Regions from separate parts of the Homo sapiens genome. Here region 2 is linked to region 1. A link is a contact called in ENCODE Hi-C or POLR2A ChIA-PET data. All regions are on one chromosome and are shown on one strand. The core of a region is the stretch at or near the end of the contact, and the rest is flanking DNA. Distances in the headings are between cores, read along the strand shown.

Region 1 (3,481 bases), core at 674-3,173:
CCAGCTACTCAGGAGGCTGAGGCAGGAGAATTGCTTGAACCCAGGAGGCAGACGTTGCCGTGAGCCGGGATCACGCCACTGTACTCCAGCCTGAATGACAGAGCGAGACTCTGCCTCCCACCACCACCAACAAAAAAAAGCAATTCAATCTTCTACAGATATATATTGAAATATTTACAGATGAAATTGAATGTCTATGATTTGCTTTAAAATAATTGTGAGTGGGGATAGGAATGCATAGGGACATAGATGAAATTAAATTGGCATGAGTTAACTGCTGAAGCTGGGTAATGGGTACATGGGAGTACCCTTTATTATTTCACTGTGTGAACTTTTCTATGGTTAAAAGGTGCAAAAACATAAAAACTCCTTGACCTATATGTCGTAACAACACAGACTTCTTAATAGCTGAATCTCCTTCCTATTAACATTGCCCCAACTCAGTTCTCTGCCATTTAATCCACTTGCGACTGATAGTTTCATCAATTATTCCAACTCATTTTGCCCTATGTACTCAGTTTATGAGCTTAAGGCAGACACCTAACCTCTAAAAGACTAGTTCTTCATTTACAGAATGGGAATATTCATACTTGTCCGGTCTATCTCCAAGTTGCTGAGAGGATTATCTAAAATAAAACTTCAAAGCAGGATAATCACTCCAGAAATCCATATATTCATAAATTTCATCCTCTGCAACAACCATTCACCCATTCCTATAGATTCTCTTCCCTTCCACCTCGTTCTTCTCTTGAGCCCTCAACTCATCAGCCTAAGCACCTGAGTTCCTCTGGTGGACGCTACATTCCTCTCCACGGCCTCCACCCTCCAGGTTTTCATCCTTCAGCACATCACCCTTGCTCTACACACCCCTCTCTCCAACTTCCCCTCTCCTCTTTCAAGGAACTCACTCCATCTGTGCCCCCTAATCAGTCTATCCTGGGTACCCGCTTTGCTGGCCGATTACAATCATCCCATCACTTCTCTACCCCTGTTCAGTAGAGAACAGCTTTATCCAATCAGCTTTACCACACCAATACCCTCAAACCCCACTACTGCCCCCAGTTCACAAACACCCACCCTTTCACTTTTCAGTCAAAACACAATTGCTCAGGCAAATCCACGGCGACTGAAAGTAGATCAATAGTGTAGGGGAGAGAAGGAGGAGTGACTGCTAATGGGTACGAGCTTCTTTGGGGCGGGGGGGGCGGTGATTAAAAATGCTCTGGAGTTAAGGGTGGTGATGGCTGCTCAACCCTGTGAATATACTAAAAACCACTGAGTTGTACTTTTAAAGGGTTAATTTTCTGATATGTTAGTTATACCTCGATAAACTATGAATGTAAAAAGAAGAAAGAAAAACCCAACAGCTATTGCTCACCCTGCCCATCACACGCCCATTTGTCAGACCAACACCGCCCCATCTCCGGAAGCACCGACTTGGCCTTCGGTATCCCCCAACTCCCAACAGCGGACTCGGACAGAGGTCCGTCCGCTGTCAGCACAGCCCCTCCGGGTGGCCCAGGCGCCCGCGGGCAGGGAAGGGAGGGTCCCTTCGCCGCCGCCCCGGGGCGCTGGCCGGGTTGCGGAGGGTGGCCCCTGACCCCCTCTGACAGGAGGCCGGGGACAGCCAGGCTTTCGGGCCCGGCCGCGCTGAGGGGGGCGGCGCTACAGCCCACCTGTCTCAGCCGGCTGGGGGATCTGCTCCAGCTCCACGGACCCGCGGACGGATGGGAGGGTGGCAGAGGGGTCAGGAGAAGTCGCTGTCGCCGCCGCAGCCCAGGTGGCGCACACCGGCTCAGGCCTCCATGTTTCCACGTCTCAGCGGGTACAGATCCGGCTCCGGTCCGGCCTGCAGCTCGGCCCCGGCTCGGCTCCAGCCCGGGCCGCGTCGGTGCGGAGGCCAGGAGGCGGCGAGAGAAGAGGGAAGCGACCGAGAACGCGGCTAGGGACCAGACCCCCAGGCGCGCGCGCCAGCCAGGTGGTCACGTGGCACGCGGCGCGCGCGGGCTTCTGGAAACTGTAGTCCTTTGGGTGTTATTCGTGCCTCCGCCCTCCTAGTACCTCCTGGGCTACCGCAAAGCCACGTGGCGAAATCGAGAAGCGCAAAAACAGCCGTGCGCGGTGGCTCACGCCTGTAATCCCAGCACTTTAGGAGGCCGAGGTGGACGGATCACGAGGTCAGGAGATCGAGACCATCCTGGCCAGCATGGTGAAACCCCGTCTCCACTAAAAATACAAAAAGTAGCTGTTTGAGACAGGATAATCGTTTGAACCCGAGAGGCGGAGATTGCAGTGAGTCAAAAAGTAGCTGTCTGAGGCAGGAGAATCGTTTGAACCCGAGAGGCGGAGATTGCAGTGAGTCGAGATCGGGCCACTGCACTCCAGCCTTGCGACAGAGCTCGACTCTTCTCAAAAAAAAAAAAAGAGAGAGAGAGAGAAGCGCAAAAACCTCACCTGCCGGGTGCTAGAGTCAACCTCACCTGCCAGGTGCTAGAGTCCTCGCTCATGCTACACCGCTCGTTCTGGCGGCTTAACCTTATTAAGGCCTCTGTTAATTGCAGCTGAATAACCATCCCAAAGTCAAGCAATATTGTGTGGGATTCTGGAGAATTGAGAAATAGCAAAATAATTTTTGATGGAGGCAGCTGGCAGGGCTAGCCCTGCCTGCAAAGTTGTCGGAAAGGACAGGTCCCACGGGAAAGAGTAGCAATATGAGATAGTGCCAAAACTATGGAATTTGAAGTCAAATGAGCTGAGGTTTCCACACTGACGTCTTTGAGCAATTACTTCACCTCTCTCAGCCAGTTTCCTCACCTAAAATATATGCATGATGATGATTCTGCCATTACAGGAAATGTTGACATGACTGTAGTAATAACAATTCACATTATGGATTATTTTCTATTTGCCATGCACTATTATTTCGCAAAATGACCCTATGGAACAGATAGCACCGTTATTCCCATTATATAGTCAATATGTGCCAGTGTACTCTGTAAAGTACTATACAAATATTAGGTATTCTTTTCTAGCATAGACTGCCAGTAAATTCACTGAGCTTGCAGAATTATGACAGGAAAACATATTAAAACCCAAAGTAGACTGGGCCCTGTGGCTTATGCCTGTAATCCCAATACTTTGGGAGGCTAAGGTGGGAGGATCACTTGAGCCCAGGAGTTCGGAAGGACCAGCCTGAGCAACATAGCGATACACTGTCTCAACAAAAAATACAAAAATTAGCTGGGAGTGGTTGGCACACCCTCGGTCCCGGCTACTCGGGAGGCTGATGTGGGAAAATCGCTTGAGCCCGGGAGGTTGAGGCTTCAGGGAGCCATAATCTCACCATTGCACTCTACCCTGGGCAACAGAACGAGACACTGTCTCAAAAAAAAAAAAAAACCCCAAACTACCTAACTAAAAAGCCATAGACACTACTATGCAGTCATTGTAAAGAATGCTATGGATGCATATTTATTTGAAA
Region 2 (3,593 bases), core at 1,035-3,534, 850 kb after region 1:
TCTCTGTCATGGTGGCATGAGCCACCATGCCTGGCCCAGATCCTGAATTCTAGCAGGACAGCTCATGCCCACCAGTCTGAAGACACCAAAAGGAGAACTGACTCAATGCAAGAATGCAATTTCTTTAGTTCCATGACGTCACCCTTCATTCTTCAACCAATCAGTGATCCTTATACCTTGGCCCACTAACCATCCAAACCCCTTAAAATCCCTAGATCCTAAACTCCTTGAGGAGGTGGATTTGAGGTTTCCTCCAGTCTCCTTGTTTGGCTGCCTTGTGATTAAACCTCTTTCTCTGCTGCAATTCTTTGTGTCTTGGTGTATTTACTTACCACACATTGGACATTTTACCAAGAACTAAAAATAGAACTACCATTTGACCCAGCAGTCCCACTACTGGGCATCTACTCAAAGGAAAAGAAATCATTCTATCAAAAAGACACCTGTACTCCTATGTTTATTGCAGTACTATTCAAAATAGCAAAGTCTATTTATGTTATAATCAGATTTGTATTACAACTGTTTTATATTACAATAGCTTTATATTATAAATATAATTATGTAACCTATATATAGTACTCAGTTACAATTGTTTGTGTGTGTGTAACTATGTCTGTGTTGTAAAAATTATTCTACCAAAATGGGAATGGTAGGTAGAAAGTATATGCAGATAATTTTGTCTAACAATTTTGTCTTTCATTTTTGTCCAACAAATGCACTGTTTACCTTTTGCCACCGTACTCTCTGCCTCAGAGGGCTGACCTTTGTGGACTGTTTCATGAGTAGCCTTTGACTTTTGGCTTACAGCTGGTTTAATCACTGGGGAGGATCACCAGGAGACCTAGAGACTGGGAGGTGAATGAGGGAGGGTGGTTGCTGTCCTGGGAAGTGAATGAGGGAGGGTGCTTACTGTCCCAGATCTTTCCCTGTCGATTCTCTATGGGTTACCAAGTACCCTAGCAAATTTCACAGCTCCTCTCAGATGGCCCTCTCCCATACAGCTGTTCTCAATAGGTTTCCATAAACATTGCCTTCCAGGCTAGATGTAGTAATAGTTCCCTGGTGTTGCAAACTGTAGGGAACCTACTATTGCTTATTGCTTTCCCTAAATACTATCTGCACATTTTGCTGGAATTCTGACTGAGATATGTACTCCTTTTTCTTCAAATAGATTAACTCATGCTTTCAAGTCTTATAAATCTCTTATTACTAAATATTGGAGAAATTTCCTACCATAAAGCTCCTACATTGATTCACCTATATTGTTTAAATAAGAGGCCAATGCTCTAATTTCCAATTACCTCTGAGCCTCTCTGGCATCCAGCTCACATTATAGGTAGTCAGAATTTAAGATATCTTTCATTCATTGTTTGGGTTGGACATTTCATCTTCCCATAAGTAGAAACATTTCAACAAAAATGTGAAGTGTTGTGATATTTGCATCCTAACTTCAAATGGTTGAGAACAAAATTTTCAAAGAAAATGAGAATACAAAAATAAAAAAGTGATTAATCCATACATAGATAGAGATAAACAAATGAGGAAAATATTAGTTGGTAAATCTTGGTGTTCTATGTAGTAGCAGTATTCCATTTTTCTGCAAGTTTGAAGTCTTTCAAGTAAAATATTGAGCAGAAATATTGCTGTGAAGAAATTTTTGACTAGCCTGATTTTTCTATTGTGCATGATATTTTTTCTTTCTTGCTTTAAAGCTTGCACAAATATCTTTTTATTCTTGAAGTTCATTATGTCAATTAAATTGTGTTTCTGTGTTAAGAATCTTACGTTAAAATTTCTCAGAGCATGGCATTTTTTTTCCAGATGGTGGACAAGTGTGGTGCAGCTGTGTATTTACCTAATCTTTTTTCAAAGTCAGAATTATTAAAGATCTAGAATGAACAGAAAAGATTCAAATTAAGAGTGACTATTTGAGAGTCATTAAAAGTCTGTGAAACGAGGGGATGTCTGGGAGTGCAGCTGGGCGGCAGCATCATGACGTCACAGATGAAACACAAGCACTGGAGCCAGGGAAACTGACTCCTCCATTCAAATTCTGACTTTACCATTTGTCAGATGTGGAACCTTGGTCTGATAATGCAACATTTCTGAACCTCAGTTTCCCCATCTGTAATATGGGGTGAATCTCTGTCTTATAAGATTGATGACAGAATTAGAGACAAGGAATGTAGACACTTAGTCTGCAATAAGTAGACTTATTCAGTGGAGCTCAGTAAGTAATTGGTCATTATTTTTCGTACATTAAGGGCTAGGTTACTGAAACCTTACAAATGCTTTCAGAAATTGGCAGGAGGAAACCACACATGTGTACTCAAGCAAGGACACCACACGGAGATACTGTGTTAAGCAGTTAGGCAAGAATAGAGTCAACTAATCATAGCAAGCCTTCTCTCCTCCCCCTATATTACCTGAATGGAAGGAACACTAGAGAAACACAAATTTTTGCTGCAGCATTGCCTTTTCACACTTAGGTATATGTCATTATTCTAGAAGAACATGTACCAACAACATTTGCTTGTTCATTTAAGGCAGTTTTTGCTGCACCTTGTGAAATATCTGTTCCCACAGGTGGCTTTATTTCTTCACAAGTTTATTCGTTTCACTGTTGTAGTCTCAATATTAAAATTGTGTGGTACATTGAAATTGTCAAAAGACAGAAGTTAAGTTCCCTGCCTCATTGGTATGAGCCCATTTAATAAGTTTCCTGCAGAGTTTCTGAGATAATTGCCTTCTTTCTCTTTAGCTGGGTCTGATTATATAACAAGAATAGATCCTATAATGAGAGACTTTATGCAAACATTAGACATCATAATTCCTTTCAAGCAATTAATTACCCTCAAGATTAAGTAAATTGATGCAACACTTGATAAATGTTTCAATTAATTAATTAATTTGAAAATACTTTTATATACAAACCTGAGTACAGCCTTGTTTTTAGTGATGTGAAAGATATTTTCATGAAGGCAGAGGAAAAGAGTACTCAGAAAAAGAGTACTAGCAGGCCGGGTGTGGTGGCTCATGCCTGTAATCCCAGCACTTTGGGAGGACGAGGTGGGCAGATCACCTGAGGTCAGGAGTTCAAGACCAGCCTGGCCAACATGGTGAAACCCCATCTCTACTAAAAATAGAAAAAACTACTGAGTGTGATGGCGGGTGCCTGTAATCCCAGCTACTCAGGAGGCTGAGGCAGGAGAATCACTTGAACCTGGGAGGTGGATACTGTAGTGAGCCAAGATCGCACCACTCCACTCCAGCCGGGGCAACAGAATGAGACTCTGTCTCAAAAAAAAAAAAAAAAAAAAAGCTGTATGTATCAAAACAGTGTGGTAATGGCATCAGGCTGGACATATAGATTAATGGAATAAATTGAGAGTCCAGAAATAAACCCATACATCTACGGTCAATTGATTTTTGACAACAGTGCTAAAATCACTGGAAATCTGAAGTTTCATCTGGGAAGACAAATTGCTGGGCATGACTCCTATGGCTTAGGCCTGAATCACCTAGTTGCTTCTCCACTTATGTCTGGTCCCTGTGCTATAATGACCAGTAAAGTGTGTGCTTTAATGACACAG

The links. A loop is a pair of places that touch in the nucleus more often than their neighbours do. ChIA-PET counts read pairs that join two places held with the same protein, here RNA polymerase II (POLR2A). Pooled maps may share reads with other maps.
Region 2: a loop to region 1 is called in a pooled map, with 3 times the contacts of the local background. The contact joins the enhancer-like site here to the promoter of DYM in region 1. A Hi-C loop is called at or near these places in 5 of 50 pooled maps. POLR2A ChIA-PET finds 5 or more read pairs at or near these places in 2 of 52 experiments (B cell and activated T-cell).

What each region holds. Positions count from the first base shown.
Region 1 is chr18:49,458,722-49,462,202 of GRCh38, forward strand. DYM (dymeclin) reads right to left here and starts at 1,924. Exons shown (of 18, transcript NM_001353214.3): 1 at 1,677-1,924. RefSeq lists a silencer at 1,323-1,902.
Region 2 is chr18:50,313,292-50,316,884 of GRCh38, forward strand. No RefSeq gene overlaps it. Among named protein-coding and RNA genes, the nearest start is that of CXXC1, 27 kb to the left of the region's middle. Within about 2 kb of position 2,285, at least 3 of the 41 ENCODE cell types and tissues checked have a DNase peak (open chromatin) inside an H3K27ac peak, as active enhancers do.